Linked DNA regions of Homo sapiens: region 1 is linked to region 2. Evidence: chromatin loops called from intact Hi-C (ENCODE). Cell type or tissue: transverse colon. All regions are shown on one strand. Links, peaks and the distances in the headings refer to the core of each region. The heading gives the core; the rest is flanking DNA.

What was found. A loop is a pair of places that touch in the nucleus more often than their neighbours do. Peaks named below come from ENCODE experiments on the same cell type or tissue, not always from the same donor. Only the 100,000 strongest peaks of a DNase experiment are listed, where the experiment ranks them.
Region 1: a loop joins it to region 2, with 7 times the contacts of the local background. A loop is called at or near these places in 102 of 110 quality-filtered maps.

Annotation. Positions count from the first base shown.
Region 1 is chr7:39,888,584-39,896,748 of GRCh38, reverse strand. LOC101928688 (a long non-coding RNA gene) reads right to left here. Exons shown (of 9, transcript XR_001745176.2): 8 at 6,115-6,242. It also overlaps the pseudogene RN7SL496P. Among named protein-coding and RNA genes, the nearest start is that of CDK13-DT, 57 kb to the left of the region's middle. In transverse colon, for the core only: no CTCF peak of the experiment used is centred there; no DNase peak of the experiment used is centred there; H3K27me3 peaks cover 987 bases.
Region 2 is chr7:40,054,125-40,062,289 of GRCh38, reverse strand. All of the region lies in intron 7 of CDK13 (cyclin dependent kinase 13), which reads right to left. Among named protein-coding and RNA genes, the nearest start is that of MPLKIP, 76 kb to the left of the region's middle. RefSeq lists a silencer at 6,347-6,586. In transverse colon, for the core only: no CTCF peak of the experiment used is centred there; a DNase peak (open chromatin) is centred at 4,769; H3K27ac peaks cover 358 bases.

The DNA of each region.
Region 1 (8,165 bases), core at 2,762-5,261, 170 kb after region 2:
CTTGAACCTGGGAGGTGTAGGTTGCAGTGAGCCGAGATCGCGCCACTGCACTCCAGCCTGGGCGACAGAGCAAGACTCTCTCTCAAAAAAAAGTAAACAAAGACAGGAAAGCATCTGAGACCCAGGAAATGGAGTTTAAATTGCAAAAGAGCCAGCCTGGTGCCGAAGATTGGGAATGGGAATTCAATACGCTTCTGCGAAATTCCCGTGTGGTGCTGCCACCCACTGGACAATTAGGAAATTAAACTGAAACTTTGCCATAAAGCTAGTTTTTCCATTAGAATAATATTTTGTAAAAGAGCTGACACTTGCTGTATTTCTATCATAATACTTTTTTCCTAATGCATTTGCTTGTGCTTCCTAGCTCAATGATAATCATTGGAGACATATGAGGGGGACAGGTATGAAGAGACAAGAAAATGTCAGTTACTGAGAAATTAAATCAAAGACTTGTGTATTCTAGACTCAGCCTTTATGAGTGTGAAAGATCTGTAAATCTAGAACTCGATATGCACTTGCTACATAGTCACTTACTCACAAAACATATGCTGAATTAAAACAATAGCAAACATTTGTTGAGTGTTTACTGTATGTTGTATCCATACTTAATGTGGATAGAGTATTTTATGGATAAAACATGAATATAGTGCTTTATGGACACACACTTTATGTGGATTAATTTATTTAAGTCTCACTACAACCCCCAAAAGTAGGTGCCATTTTTGTCCTCATTTTACATTTAAAGAAACTGAGGCATGAGGATATTGAGTAACTTGCCCATGGTCATGAAGCAAACGAATAGTGAATTGGGAGTCCAGCCCATGGAGTCTGATCTGGAAGTTTGTCCTCTTAACCTCAAGGCTAGTGGTTCTCAAAGTGTGGCTCCTAGACCAATGTCATCATCATCCCCTGGAAACTTGATAGAACTGCAAGTTCTCAGGCCCCTTTAGAGACCTGAATCAGAAACTTGGGATGGAGCTGGATGCTGCGGTGTATACAGTGCAGTCCCAGCTACTTGGGAGGCTGAGGCAGGAGGATAGCTTGAGGCCGGAAGTTTGAGGCTGCAGCGCACTATGGTTGCACTTGTGAATAGCCACTGTACTCTAACCTAGGCAACATAGCCAGACCTTGTCTCAATAAAAGAAAAACAAAAAAAGAAAATCAAAATGTGAATCAGAGGATTCCAGGTGATTCTGCCACAGGCAAAAGTTTGACAACCACTGACTTAGATTATGCCATCACCAAGTGTTAAAGTATTTAAATAAAAGTAACTGGTTCTAGACTTATCCTACAGATCAAGAATAAACAGTGTGGTAGACATAACTACACTGTCATTTATGTGACATCCCTGGTGACTGTCAGGGATTCTCTGTTCATCATAACTGTGTTTGATTGGGATAATGACCCCTCTGGGGAGGAGAGTCCAAGGATAGAAAGGTGTGGGTGGTTCTGAAGAGAAGCAAAGGCACCCACCCAGGTGTCCATACTAGAAGTTGGCAGCAGGGAATACATCCACCGTGGCACTAAAACAGAGAACAAAGCAAACATGAAAGCAAAGAAATTCCCTGGGCAGGAGGCTTGTTTTCTTCAGTTTGACTTCCAGGGAAAGAATGGAGGGGATTCCCCAGCAAGAGCAGGGCGTCCTATCCCAAGTGTGTGGCCTGGGCTTGCAGCAGTTGAGCTAAGCTGGAACAATGTCTCCCAGCATCCCCTTCCCTGCATAGTTCCAGGCTGGCATGGCCCACAAGAGACATCTTGGGTGGAATTTGGAAGACAGAGGTGAAACAGCAGCTGTATCCCTTCTGTGCTCAGCTGACTGGCTCAGGCTCCAGCTACCATCCCAGCACATGCTCGTGTTGTTGCTTTTCTGTTGGCTCACCTTGTTGGTGGCAGCCCGTGGCTCACAGCTCCTCCATATTTTGCTGGAGCCTCTTTCAGCTTCTCTGACTCTTGGGCCAGATGTATGTTTGGTTCCATAGTGGAAGGCTCTAGCTTTCCCTATAGGACACCTACTTCCTTGAAATTGGAAGCTTTCTAAAAGACCTATGTGGGCTCCAATCTGTCCTCTGGCTCCAGCTTTGGGCTCAAGAGTCCCAGTTTATCCTTGCTTTCCTCCACTTCATATCCATCCTCATCCTCATCCCCAGAGGACCTGCCCTGCAGACTTCAGGCCCCAGAACCAGCCATCTACAGACTGTTCAATGTTGACAAAAAAAAGTCAAGTCCTGTAAAATATTTGAAGAGATTTATTCTGGCCCAAATGAGGGTGACCATGGCCCGTGACACAGCCCTCAGGAGACCCTGAGAACATGTGCCCAAAGTGGTTGGGGCACAGCCTAGTTTTATACATTTTAGGGAGACATAAGACATCAAATACATGTAAGATGTACATTGGTTTGGTCTGGAAAGGTGGGACAACTGGAAGGAGGCAGGTGGGGGAGGTCCAGGTTATAGGTAGATTTAAACATTTTCTGAATGGCAGTTGGTTGACAGAGTTAACTTATTAAGCTATTATCTAAAGACCTGGAATATACAGAAAGGAATGTCTGGGTTATGATGATAAGGGGTTGGGGAGACCAGAGTTTTATCATGCAGGTGAAAGCTCCAGGTAGCAGCCTTCAGGGATAATAGACTGAAAGTGTTTCTTTTTTTGTTTTCTTTTTGAGATAGGGTCTCACTCTGTCACCTAGGCTGGAGTACAGTGGTGTGATCTTGGCTCACTGCAACCTCTGCCTCCCGAGCTCAAGTGATCCTTCTGCCTCAGCCTCCAGAGTAGCTGTTATTACAGGTGTGCACCACCACGCCTGGCTAATTTTTGTATTTTTAGTAGAGACGGGGTTTCGCCATGTTGACCAGGCTGGTCTTGAACTCCTGACCTCAAGTGATCCACCCGCCTCGGCCTCCCAAAGTGCTGGGATTACAGGCATGAGCCACTACGCCCGGCCCGTAAGTTTTTCTTATCAGACTTAAGGTCTGTGTTGATGTTAACGCTTGTCAGCTTTTGCTGAAATCCAAAAGAGAGGAGGGTATAATGAGGTATGTCCAACCCTCCCTTCCTGTCATGGCCTGAACCAGTTTTTCAGGTTAACTTTGGAATGTCCTGGCAGAGAGGATGGGTCCATTCAGGTGGTTCGCGGACCTTAGCATTTTATTTATTATTATTATTAACTTCATACATTTTTTTGTTGAGATGAGCTTTTGCCATGTTGCCCAAGCTGGTCTTGAACTCCTGGGTTCAAGAAATCCACCTGCCTCAGGTTTCCAAAGTGCTGGGATGAAGGCTGAGGCAGGTGGATCACTTGAGGTCAGGAGTTTCAGAACAGCCTGGCCAACAAGGTGAAACCCTGTCTCTACTAAAAATACAAAACTTAGCTGGATGTGGTGGCACATGCTTGTAATTCCAGCTACTTGGGTGGCTGAGGCAGGAGAATTGCTTGAACCCCGGAGGTGGAGGTTGCAGTGAGCCGAGATCATGCCACTGCACTCCAGCCTAGGTGACAGGGCGAGACTCCATCTCAAAAACAACAACAACAACAAAAAACCAAAGTGCTGAGATTACAGGTGTGAGCCACTGTGGCTATCCCAGAATTGTTTTTAGTTTGCATTAACCAGCTTCCAAAATTGTTTAGGTCCTCTCAAATCTCCCTAGTATACATCACTCTGAGTGGGTTTTTCTGGATGGACCCTTGGCTGATACACTGGCACAGAGAGAGGACACCCCATCTGGAGCAGACAAGGCACAAGCCAAGAGGGATCACAGAACTAGACCTGAGGGAGGAAAAAAAGTGTCAGAGAATCAAGGTATCCTGGCCAGGTAAACCCAGGGGACTGTTAGGGTGACCCAGTTTTCAGAAGAAAGATCCATCAAAATGCAGGAATCTTAACTCTTTGTACCATTCTCAACACTCAGCTACAGAGTGATGATTTCCAGAATTGGTGGAGAGATGCTGGAACAAGCTTGTCTGATCTGAGTCCCAGCTCCAACCCTTACCAGCTGGACAACCTTGGACTAGTTGCTTAACCTCTCTTTGCCTCAGTTTATTCACATGCAAAATGGAGATAATAATAGCACTTATGTCACAGGTTGTTGAGAAGTTTACAGGAGTTAATATTTGTAAAGCTTCCAGAATAAGCCTTGGGACATAGCAAGTACTATTTACATTTCTTCTATTTATTTGGAGGTATTCACATTTACAGATGACTCAAGTTTCACCTATGTCCCTTGGAGAGTACCTCTCCCTTACTTTCCCCCCAGGATTTGCCCCAGGAATTCCCCTTTTGCCTCCCCTGTAAGCATTCTTCTCATCTCCTCTCTCTCTTCTACCCAAAGCCCTGTAACCACCCAGCAGGTTCACCTTGCCCGCTGCCTAGACAGAGCCAATTTATCAAGACAGGAGAATTGCAATGGAGAAAGAGTAATTCATGCAGAGCAGGCTATGCGGGAGACCAGAGTTTTATTACTACTCAAATCAGTCTCCTTGAGCATTTGGAGAATTTTTAAAGATAATTTGAGGGGTGGAGTCTCAGGAAGTACGGGGTGCTGATTTGCCAGTTTGGAGATGGGATTTTAGGGGGTCATAGTGAGGTTTTCTTGCTGTCTTCTGTTCCTGGGTGGGATCACAGAACTGGTTGAGCCAGATTACCCTTCTGGGTAGTGTCAGCTACCAGTGCAAGGTCTGCAAAATGTCTCAAGCACTGATCTTAGGCTTTACAATGGTGATGTTATCCCCAGAAGCAATTTGGGGAGGTTCAGACTCTTGCAGCCAGAGGCTGCATGACCTCTAAACCATAATTTCTAATCTTGTAGCTAATTTGTGAGTCCTACAAAGATAGACTGGTCCCCAGGCAAGAAGTGGGTCTTTGTGGGGAAAGGGCTATTATCAATTTTGTTTCAGAGCAAAACTGTGAACTAAATTCCTTCCCAAGGTTAGTTCAGCCTATGCCCAGGAGTGAACAAGGACAGCTTAAAGGTTAGAAGCCAGATGGAGTCGGTTAGGTTTGATCTCTTTCACTGTCATAATTTCCTCTGTTATAATTTTTGCAAAGGTGGTTTCAGCCCTGCCATCAGCCCTTTTGGAAGGAGTCTTTTGGGCAGCATGCCAGCCCTCTCCTGGATCTTCTCTGCCCTGATCTCACCTTACAGAAACCAGTTATCAGCATCTGAAATCCAAGGTGCAAATTATCCTGTGAGGTATCAGTGGTCATGGCAGTGGACGTGGCTGAGGCAGTGATTGGAGCCTTTTCTTGCCCTTATCTCTTTTTCTTTTTTTTGACAGTCTTGCTTTGTCACCCAGGCTGAAGTGCGGTGGCGCAATCTCGGCTCACTGCAACCTCTGCCTTCCAGATTCAGGCGATTCTCAGCCTCCTGAGTAGCTGAGATTACAGGTGTGCGCCACCATGCCTGGCAATTTTTTTATTTGTAGTAGAGATGGGATTTCGCCATGTTGGCCTGGCTGGTCTCGAATTCCTGACCTCAGGTGATCCACCTGCCTCGACCTCCCAAAGTGCTGGGATTACAGGCGTGAGCCACTGCACCCGGCCATGTGTCTTACTTATTGAACATCTGCTGTATATCATGCAGTTCACTAGGTGCATAACATATAATAATGCTTCATTCAGTCTTCCCCACAGCCTGTTGGGCAATACCATCTTTGTTTCACAGGAGAGGCAGTTGAAGCTGAGAGAGGTTAGGTAGCTGCCCCAGATCACACAGCCAAAGAGCCATGGGGTCAGATTAGGAAACCAGGCCCCTATGGGCTGCACAACCCTAGCCAGCACTTTCCACTACAAAACCTGCCCTTGAATTTCCTAGTCACTGTCAGAAAATCTCGAAAGGGATGTGCACTGCTTTAGGGACAGGGGAGAAGGGTGGGGGACTAGGTGAGGCTTAGTTCTCTAGGGGCTAAGAGAAGCAGAGGAGCATGAGAAGTGTCTAGGAGAATGCCCACAGCTGGCTCACTTCCATCCCTTCATCTTCCCTCATGCCCTATTTTGACCTTGGGCAAATGCCACCAAGTTCCAACAGTGCAATACCTATTGTCCAGGGCAGCAGAAGGGCAGGTGGTTGCTCCATGTTCCTGAGCCCGACTGCCTTCCCGTTCGAGCTGGACTTACCCTCTGGATTGCGGTTTTCAGAACTTTCTCAACCAGTGTGGAGAAACCATAGAAACCACACAGAAGGTAATTTGAGTGAGTACTCTTCTCAGTTCTTCCAAGAATGTTGCATCCCATGCTGCAGTTCCCTGCAAGATGCATAAGAGTGGAGTTAATTCATTACAGAATATGCCCTAGGACAATAGGACTGAATTCTCTCAGAAAGAAAGGTTATTTTTTGTTACATAAACAGAAAGAGTAGTACAATATATGCTATAACAAACCCCTATATACACACACACACATCATCCATCTTCAACAATTAATGACAACGTGTCCATTTTGTTTCATCTATCCACTCCCTCCAGTACTTTTCGGGGAGTGGTGGGGATGAGCATTTTATTTTGTTTGTTTGTTTAGACAGTTTTGCTGTCACCCAGGCTGGAGTGCAGTGGTGCCATCTCGGCTCACTGCAACTTCCACCTCCCAGGTTCAAGCGATTCTTGTACCTCAGCCTCCCAAGTAGCTGGGACTACAGGCGTGTGCCACAGCCCCTGGCTGATTTATTTACTTACTTATTTATTTATTTATTTTAGATTTTTAGTAGAGATGGAGGTTTCACCATGTTGACCAGGCTGGTCTCAAACTCCTGGCCTCAAATGACCCACCCACCTCGGCCTCCCACAGTGCTGGACTACAGGCGTGAGCCACCGTGTCTGGCCAGGATGAGCATTTTAAAGCAAGCTCCAGACGTCATGAAATTTTACCCACAAATACCTCAGTATGCATATTTTGCTGGTAAAAACCTTTTATATTTCTTTCTACTTATTTTTTTTTCCTTCTTTTAAAAAAATGTATTGGTTATTTTTTTAGATCAACATCTCACGATGTTGCTCAGGCTGATCTGAAACTCCTGGGCTCAAGCAATCCTCCCCCTTCAGCCTCCCAAAGTGCTGGAATTACAGGCATGAGCCACTGCACCTGGCCAAACCCTTTTAAAATATGATCACTATGCCGTTATTGAACAACAATGTAATAACACTGCACCTTGCACCAACAAATATAATTAGTAACATCTAAAACAATAATATAAAATTTATAATAAATAAATAACATCCACTACCCAAACCATATTCAAATTTCATTGATTATCTCAAAAATGGCCTTTTTATAGGATTCAAACAAAACCTACACGTTGATTTAGTTCTCATGGCTGTTAAGTCTTCAAGCAAATCTTTAATCTCTATAAACCTCAGTTTCTTCATCTGTAAAATGAGAATTAATAACCATCTCATGGAGTGTGTTGGTTTCCTTGGGCTGCCTTAACAAGTTCCACAAATTCAGTGGCTTAAAACAACAGAAATTTATTCTCTGGCAGTTTTGGAGGCCAGAAGTCCAAAATCAAGGCATCAGCAGGGCCATACTCCTTGAAGGCTCTCGGGAAGCATCTTTCCTCACCTTTTCCAGCTTCTGGTGGCTGCTGGCCACCCTTGGTGTTTCTTGGCTTGTACCTGCGTCACTCAAGTCCTCACCTATTGTAAGGACAGTCACCTTAGAGCACACCCTAATCCAGTGTGTCCTCATCTTAACGTAATTACATCTGCAGAAACCTTATTTCCAAATAAGGTTACATTCATAGGCACTAAGGGTTAGGATTTGAACAGATTTTTTAGGGGGTCACAGTTGAACCTATCACACATGATATTTGCATGGGGAAAATACAATACTGCTGTGGCAAGTAAGAATCACTTAATAAAAATGATGGCAATGTTCAGTATTACTACTATAACAATAGATGACCACAGCTCCACTCCAATTAGAACAGTTGAGGAATATGACATGACAAAAACAAATAGAGGCCAGGCAACTGTAGGAAACAGAAAGTTGTACAGAGGACCCGGCATTTTCCAACATTAATGAGAGGCCTGTGAGGAAAGGGAATTTGGCTTGGAGTGATAAGTTTAGTTCCCTCTCTCTCTCTCTCTATTCTTAGAGATAGGATCTCACTATGTCATCCAGGCTGGAGTGCAATGCCTATTCACAGTCACAATCCCACTACTGATCAGCACAGG
Region 2 (8,165 bases), core at 3,258-5,757:
GTTTACTGGTATTAACTGCAATTTGGTCAAAGCAAAGCTTTAGTATCAACTCAATTGTTGAGCACTGTTTTTCCTTTCCATAAAAACCTTTAATGGGATTAACTGATTTAAAGAGCGTTGACTGGTTCTGATCAAATCTTGCTAAATTACTAATGGATGACAAGATATAGTTCAAATAAAGACCACCTAACAAAAGTTTTCAATTGATCATATTTTTGGCAATTTTTCACTGATTCACATACCCACTGTAGTGTGTGAATAGAAAAAAGCACACAAATGCAGAGTGTCTACTCAAGTATCTACTTGAGGTCTACTCTGCAAAGTAGCAATACATATCGTACTTTATCAAATAATTCCTTTATCACCTTCCGAAAAGAGGACATAAATATACTGCTACCTCTTTATTTGCCACAGACAAGATTATTTAGTCAAGTTATATTAGGGTCAGGTTTGACGAAAACAGCACAAATTATCTGGCAATGTAAAGTGTTCAACGCTCAGAGAATGGTCACGTTCTAGCTGATTGACACGCTTGAAGAGAATCCTAAGTAGTCAGAGGAGGTTCTTCGGCTGATCTGTAGTTACTTACTTCAGGGAGATCACATATATATTCAGATCAGCTATAAACATCTCTTTATATCCAGATGTTTTCCAAATCACAAGGACTCAAAAGCCATAGCAAATTCCCCAGAAAGGCTGTATTCCAAGCCCATTTACCTAAGCTTGGCTTGGTCCTGGACCAGTCTTGTTAAGGAAATGGAGCATTCAATTTAGAAAGCAATTCCCTCTTGCCACCTATAGATTTGCAGTTCCAGGCAGTGTAAGATCTGCCTGACCTGCTCTGCCCCCATCCAGCCAAATTTCTCCAAATAACTTAAGCACTAGCATTATAAAACTATCAATTTGGGCATTATAGCATTACCACAGATAGGACTATAGTTAACAGTGCTCCAAAGCTAGCAAAAACATTTGACTTTGGTAAAAACTGTGAAAAGAGGACAGAATAAGATGAATATTTTTAATAGTAAATTAAGATTAGGTTTTTCTAACATTATTAATGTACTTTTCTCAGTGATTTTTGCTTGTTTACTGGAATCACTTATCTTCACATAATGAGCAAGTCTTTCAAATTTTAGCTACTCTAGTTAAACTGAACTTAGTAATTCTTTAAAATTATGCTCACCTCTTTATGCTTTAGCCCCCCCGCCCTTTTTTTTTTTTGCGCTGGAGTCTCACTCTTGTCGCCCAGGCTGGAGTACAGTGGCGCAATCTCAGCTCACTGCAACCTCCGCCTCCCGGGTTCAAGCGATTGTCCTGCCTCAGCCTCCTGAGTAGCTGGGATTACAGGCACCCGCCACCACTCCTGGCTAATTTTTGTACTTTTAGTAGAGACAGGGTTTTGCCATGTTGGCCAGGCTGGTCTCAAATTCCTGACCTCAGGTGATCTGCGCACCTCGGCCTCCCAAAGTGCTGGGATTATAGGCGTGAGCCACTGTGCCCAGCTGCCTTATCCCCTTTTAATAAAATCCTTTCCCTATTTTTCTCATTCAAGTGCTATACTTCCTTTACAACACAGTAAAAGATGCATATTCATAAAGTCTAATCTCTATTAATAATATATTTATCTTCACATTCTTAAATTTACATCATACTTACCTGTCTTAACTCCCTATTTTGTATTTTCCCAGAAAGTTAAAAAACCTCGTAACATTCTTTATTATGAACCCCACACACAAAGCCCAAACAATGCTGGGCACAGGTCAGGCACCTTAATGTATATTGCCCTCTAACTTTAGATGACACATGATTTACTGGGTGGAAGAACAAAATTTGTAAAAATTATGACAACTAGTTTCTCAAACACATCAAGGATCTATGAGTATATCAAACCTATACAATGGTGTTATAAAAGTGCAACTGGATAACTAGGCTCAAGGAAATGTTTAAATTTATATAAATCTATCTACAAATAGTTAATTTTTATTTTACTTTAAAAAATATTTTTAGTGTCTTGTATTTTTTAAAAAATCTTAAAAATTAAAAGTATGTTGAATCGTAGAGAAACTAAACAAATTCAGGTGACTAAAAAGGAATAAGTAAAAGATTATTTTATATATTGTATATCAAATTCTAAGCAATATGTAGCATCATCTAATGCAATATTTAGCAGTCACCTTAGCAAACTAGAATATACTTTTTATTAATTGCTATAATGTTTTATTAATTCAGACGTGAAAATAGTAAATTTTCAAAAATAAACACAAAACCACATGAAATATATTTCTAACTGTACAGAAAAATATTTAACGTGTACTAATTAATGGCCTTTCCAAATGCTTAGTTTCTGTTAGACAAGAAATAAGAACTAGGCAAAATACTGAGACAAAACATTCAACTGTAAAATTTAATCTAGGAAGTTGAATTTTAAAACACTGATGTAATTTCAAAAATATGGAAATGTTTTGATTTATGAAGCAAACAAACATTCAGACTGATACATACTTTTTATAAAACAAAAAGTACCACACTCTAAAAATTATTTTTACATTCAAGGAAGTGTCAACGGAGTAGAGATCAAAGACTATCTGTTCATTGATAGATTCCAATACTTTGCCTCTGAACAATCCCAAGAAGGCTGGGTGCAGTGGCTCATGCCTGTAATCCCAGCACTTTGGGAGGCCGAGGTGGGTGGATCACGAGGTCAGGCATTCAAGACCAGCCTGGCCAAGATGGTAAAACTCCATCTCTACCGAAAATACAAAAATTAGCCAGGCGTGGTGGCATGCATCTGTAATCCCAGCTAATTGGGAGGCTGAGGCAGAGAATTGCTTAAACCCTGGAGGCAGAGGTTGCAGTGAGCTGACATCGTGCCACTGCACTCCAGCCCGGGTGACAGAGCGAGACTCTGTCTCAAAAAACAAAACAAAACAAAACAAAAAACAAAAAGCAATCCCAGGAATTCCAGAGATGGAGGGCAGGGAAGATGAGATACGGTTATGGCCTTCCCTACCTTAAGGCCTGATAAGCTGCACCGTATCCACAACAAACCAAGCAGTGTGATAAGGAGTGTGCCCCTTGGCTGGCACGTTTTCCACCTCCTACTGGTCTAGATATATATAGAAAAACAGAACAAAATCCTAGATCCTTGAAGTATTTGGGGGTTCTAGATAATCTCAGTTAAAATTTATAAAGCAGGGTTGCTGCCTTTGTTAAAGACCATTCTAAGTGAAAAAAATCATATAAAATGAAATACCTAAACCAGCTCTAAAATGTTTCATTTTTCCAACAACATATGATAAAGTCTGTACTTCTTTCTTCCTGCTTGAAGGCAACCCCCCCATGTACTTCTTTTATACTATAATTCATACTGTTTTGAGACAAAGAGAGTCTTCAGTAAACTAAATTCATCATATACACAAAATGCCATGTCATCTTTAAGACATTCACAATCCATTGCAGAAAAATCTATCAAACCTACAAAAGAAATCTGGGATCTATTTTCTAACACCTACCCAGCTTTTAATGTCAAAAATCCAAGTGTCATTCTTGATTCATCTTTCCCTCAAATTTCCAAACAACTTCTGCCAATTCTACATCCAAAATAGATCCCCAATCCAAATACCTAGTCCAAGCCATTATTCTTTTCACTGGTATGACCACAACAATATCTTAACTGGTTTCCTGGCTTCCATCTCTAATTGCACCCCCCCGCCCGCCCTGCCCGTTTTTGTTTTTATTATTTTATTTATTTTTTTTGAGACAGAGTCTCGCTCTGTTGCCCTGAATGGAATTCAGTGGTGCAATCTTGGCTCACTGCAACCTCTGCCTCCTGGATTCAAGCAATTCTCCTGCCTCTGGAGTAGCTTGGATTACAGGCATGCACCACCATGCCCAGCTACCCTTAACTTCTTTTCAGTTTTTTTATTAAGCATAAAACCAGGTATCAACTGCTTGCTTAAAACTGCCCAGTGATTTCCCACTGCAATCAAATAAAATTTAAACTTTACTTCAGTTGATAAGACTGTACAGCAAGGATCTTACCTCCTATTACACTGGGCAACCTTTGACCTTAAACCTCCCAAGTCTGTTCTCAGGCCGTACTGAGTTCCTTCTCCTTTGTACTTGGAATGTTCTTGGCCCAGGTCTTCATTAAGTTTTCCCTTTCTCATCACTCTGGTCTTAGCTCCAATTTACTTCCTAAAAGAGGCCTATCTTAACTCCCCTAACGAAAATTACCCAATTATCCACTACCACCCCTACTTTGACACTATAGTCGTTATTTTATTTGCTTTGTAGCACTCAGCTATTTTAAATTCCTCACCCTACATATGCATTGCCTAACTTATTAATACTTTCATATAACATAACTACATAACAATAAACACAATCTTTTCTCTCATGTTCTTTCCCCCTATTTGAACTCCTGTTTTTCTCCTTTTGATATCTTCCAAGAAAAATAACTTTTAAATTCCTCTATCATCACAGTGCTATAGAGAAACAAAACCAATTTTTTCCCAACTGATGCTGTCATCTAAGATCAGCTGTCTTACTTGCCCATTCTTATTACACAAGCAAATTTAGAAGTCCTATAAGTACCTACATTATTACCTTTTGCTAAAAAATGCATCTCTGTTCTTCTTTACTGTCTCAGCAAACAGCCTCACCATTCGTGGCAGATACTCATAGCTGCCCTCTAAAAATCTGTTACTCCTCCCTTCTATGGCAGCTGTCCAGCTCTGCTACATTTCCCATCCTCACTGCAGTTAGGTGTGGCCACATGACCAAGTGCTCTCCAGTGGAACATAAGCACGTGTGATAAGTGCCATTTCTAGGCCTGGCTCATTACTCTCCTCCCTCCTCTTTTCTCACCTCTGGCACCAGCATTGGAAGGCATGTGTAGAAGATGACAGATCTTCCAGTCTTCTTCTCTGAATAGCTGTATTGAAGCAGTCACCATTTGACTTGGTGGTATGGTTAAATAATCTTAATTGTGCACAGGGGTAAGCAACAACTGCTCAAAATTTTTTTTTTCTTTTGAGACAGTTTTGCTCTTGTCACCTAGGCTGGAGTGCAGTGGCGTGATCTCGGCTCACTGCAACCTCCACCTCCTGGGTTCAAGCGATTCTCCTGCCTCAGCCTCCCAAGTAGCTGGGATTACAGGCATCTGCCACCACACACAGCTAATTTTTGTAGTTTTAGTAGAGATGCGGTTTCACCATATTGGCCAGGCTGGTCTTGAACTCCTGACCTCAGGTGATCCATCTGCCTTGGCCTCCCAAAGTGCTGGGATTACAGGCGTGAGCCACCACGCCCAGCCACCACTCAAGATTATTAAGTGAGAAATACATATATAAACTTCTCATTCTTTAAGCCACTAACTTTTGTGGTTCTCTTTGTTACAAAAGTTTAGACTATCCTAACCAACAAATCATTCATCCAGTTGCTTAAGCAGAAACCTTACAGTAGGGGGTGGAGGCAGGGATGTATCTCACAACACATTCAACCATCAAGGTCTAACAAGTCTACATCCTTATGATATAATTAATCTGTCTTTCCACTACCTGTGCCCATTCCTTGGTTCTAGCTATAGTCATCCTATTTAGATTTACTGCAACAGCTTTCTTAAGTGATTGTTCTTGCTTCCAGACGTATAAGGCCAAACCACTTTCCAAAGTGCAGTCAAAGTGATAGCGTGAAATGAAACATGAATATGTTATGGCTATAGTACACATTGCTTCCATCTAGAGAATACCTACACAAGGCCTATAAAATCCATTATCATTTGGTTTTTGTTCCAATCACACTAAACCTTCAGTTCCCTGAGGCGGGTGAGCAAATGTTCATTTTCCAGAGAAAGGGGATAAAGCCAGGGAGAGAACAGAGCTGGCAAGAAAACTTTAAAGAAGTTAGTGGTACTTTAATTGTATTTTAAATATTTTTAATAAACTATTTTTTAAAAAGCTTTTAAAAGGTAACAATGACAAAAGACAAATGAAAATGACCGTTACTAAGGACAAGGAAAAACACCTGATTTACTCAAAAATTTTGCATAATAGGTACCATGCCTCACTTTCTACCTCTCTAATGAAAAAGAAGCAAATATTGAGAAAGTGTGCAGACAGAAGTATTTAATCATAAAAGCAAGTTCCAACGTAGGTGGAGTCAGAAGAGAATAAGGACAATTTCAGGTATCACCCAATTCAGTAATATAGTATACTATCAAACAAAAATCCACGTTACGATTAGGATGCTAATATTAAATCCCGTTAACCGTTTACAAATGTAAAGACAAAAGTAAAAGAGACTGAAACTATGTTTTGGTTCCAGGAAATTTAAAGCCCAGGAAAATTAAAGCACGTTGTAATATGAAAATACATTATCCAAAGACAGACAAATAAAAGAAAATCCATCCGGGCGTGGTGGCTCATGCCTGTAATCCCAGCACTTTGAGAGGCAGAGGCCTAAGGATTGCTTGAGCCCAGGAGTTCGGAACCAGCCTGGCCAACATGGTGAAACCCCACCTCTACTAAAAATACAAAACAAATTAGCCAGGTATCACGGTGCATGCCTGTAATCCCAGCTGCTGAGAAGGCTGAGGCATGAGAATTGCTTGAACCCAGGAGGCAGAGGTTGCAGTGAACCTAGATGACACCACTGCACCCCAGCCTGGTTGACAGAGCAAGAAAGACTCTGTCTCAAAAAAAAAAAAAAAAAAAATCCAGAATCCTCAAAAATGAATTTCAAACTTGCGCTATTAGATTTGGCTACCAACTGTCAACATCGTAGAGATGATCTTGTTTAGATCACACAAAGAAGAAGCAAACTGATGTGACACTACATATACGATGCTTTTTTCTTTCATGGATTAAAAAACAAATTACATTCTTGTGGTGTGTCTATACCCAGTATTTGCACAAAAAGCAAATTAACTCACAATGAAAAAGAAACAGGACTGAAAAACATATAGTCGACTTCTTAGATGTTATCAAATAAATGTGTACATACAAAAAAGAAAAATCTAAAAATGAAATGAACCACTCCACTTTACATAATTAGATCAATTCCAAGCAATAAACTCAATAACCCAGGAAAACACACACACACACACACACACACACACACACACACACACAGTCCTTCTGCCATTAAATTGGAAAACAAAATTTAGTAACTTCAATAAGTTGTTATTGGATGGCAAGAAACTAAACTTTGTAAAGACCCAAAAATAATGGTCTCAACGTTAACTATTGTGCATTTCAATTTCTACTTTTTTTAAAATAGAGATCTCACTATGTTGCCCAGGCTGGACTCGAACTTCTAGGCTCAAGTAATCTCCACATCTTGGCCTTCCAAAGTGCTAGGATTACAGGCAAGAGACACCAAGGCCAGTCCTTCTGCTAAATACTTTCATTTGTAAATCTCATTAATATTTTTTAAAAGAAGGCAGACACTATTTCTTTGTCTGCCAGGAAAGTAACACATTAGAAAACAAAATCAAACAATTCTTTTGTTTTTCCTTAAACCTTAAGTGATTAACCAAGTATTAAAATTTAAAGTCAGGCCAGGTGCCGTGGCTGACCCCTGTAATCCCAGCACTTTGGAAGGCCAAGGTGGGTGGATCACCTGAGGTCAGGAGTTCAAGACCAGCCTGGACAACACAGTGAAATCCCATCTCTACTAAAATTACAAAAATTCGCTGGGTGTGGTGGCAGGTGCCTGTAATCCCAGCTACTTGGGAGACTGAGGCAGGAGAATCGCTTGAACTCAGGAGACAGAGGTTGGGTTGAGCCGAGACTGCGCCATTGCACTCCAGCTTGGGAGACAAGAGCGAAACTCCATCTCAAAAAAAAAAAAGTCATCAGACTTTAATATAACTTTCATGGGAAAAATTACAGGTAATTTTAAATATTTGTTGCTATCAAAATATTTTTTGTTTATAGATTTCTCATTAGATATTTCAAGAGCTTTCAAACTGCTTAAAATATAATTAAATCCAATATGACAAAGGGAGATTCAAAAGTAGAAATATCACATAACTTCCTAATCTGCTGGAAGATTAAACCTACAGCATAACTCATTTGTCAAAAATATATTTGGAGGATGCAAAGACAAAAAGCAAAATTCAGCAGACCCTTTACTAAAAAAGAACTCTAAAAATTGCCATC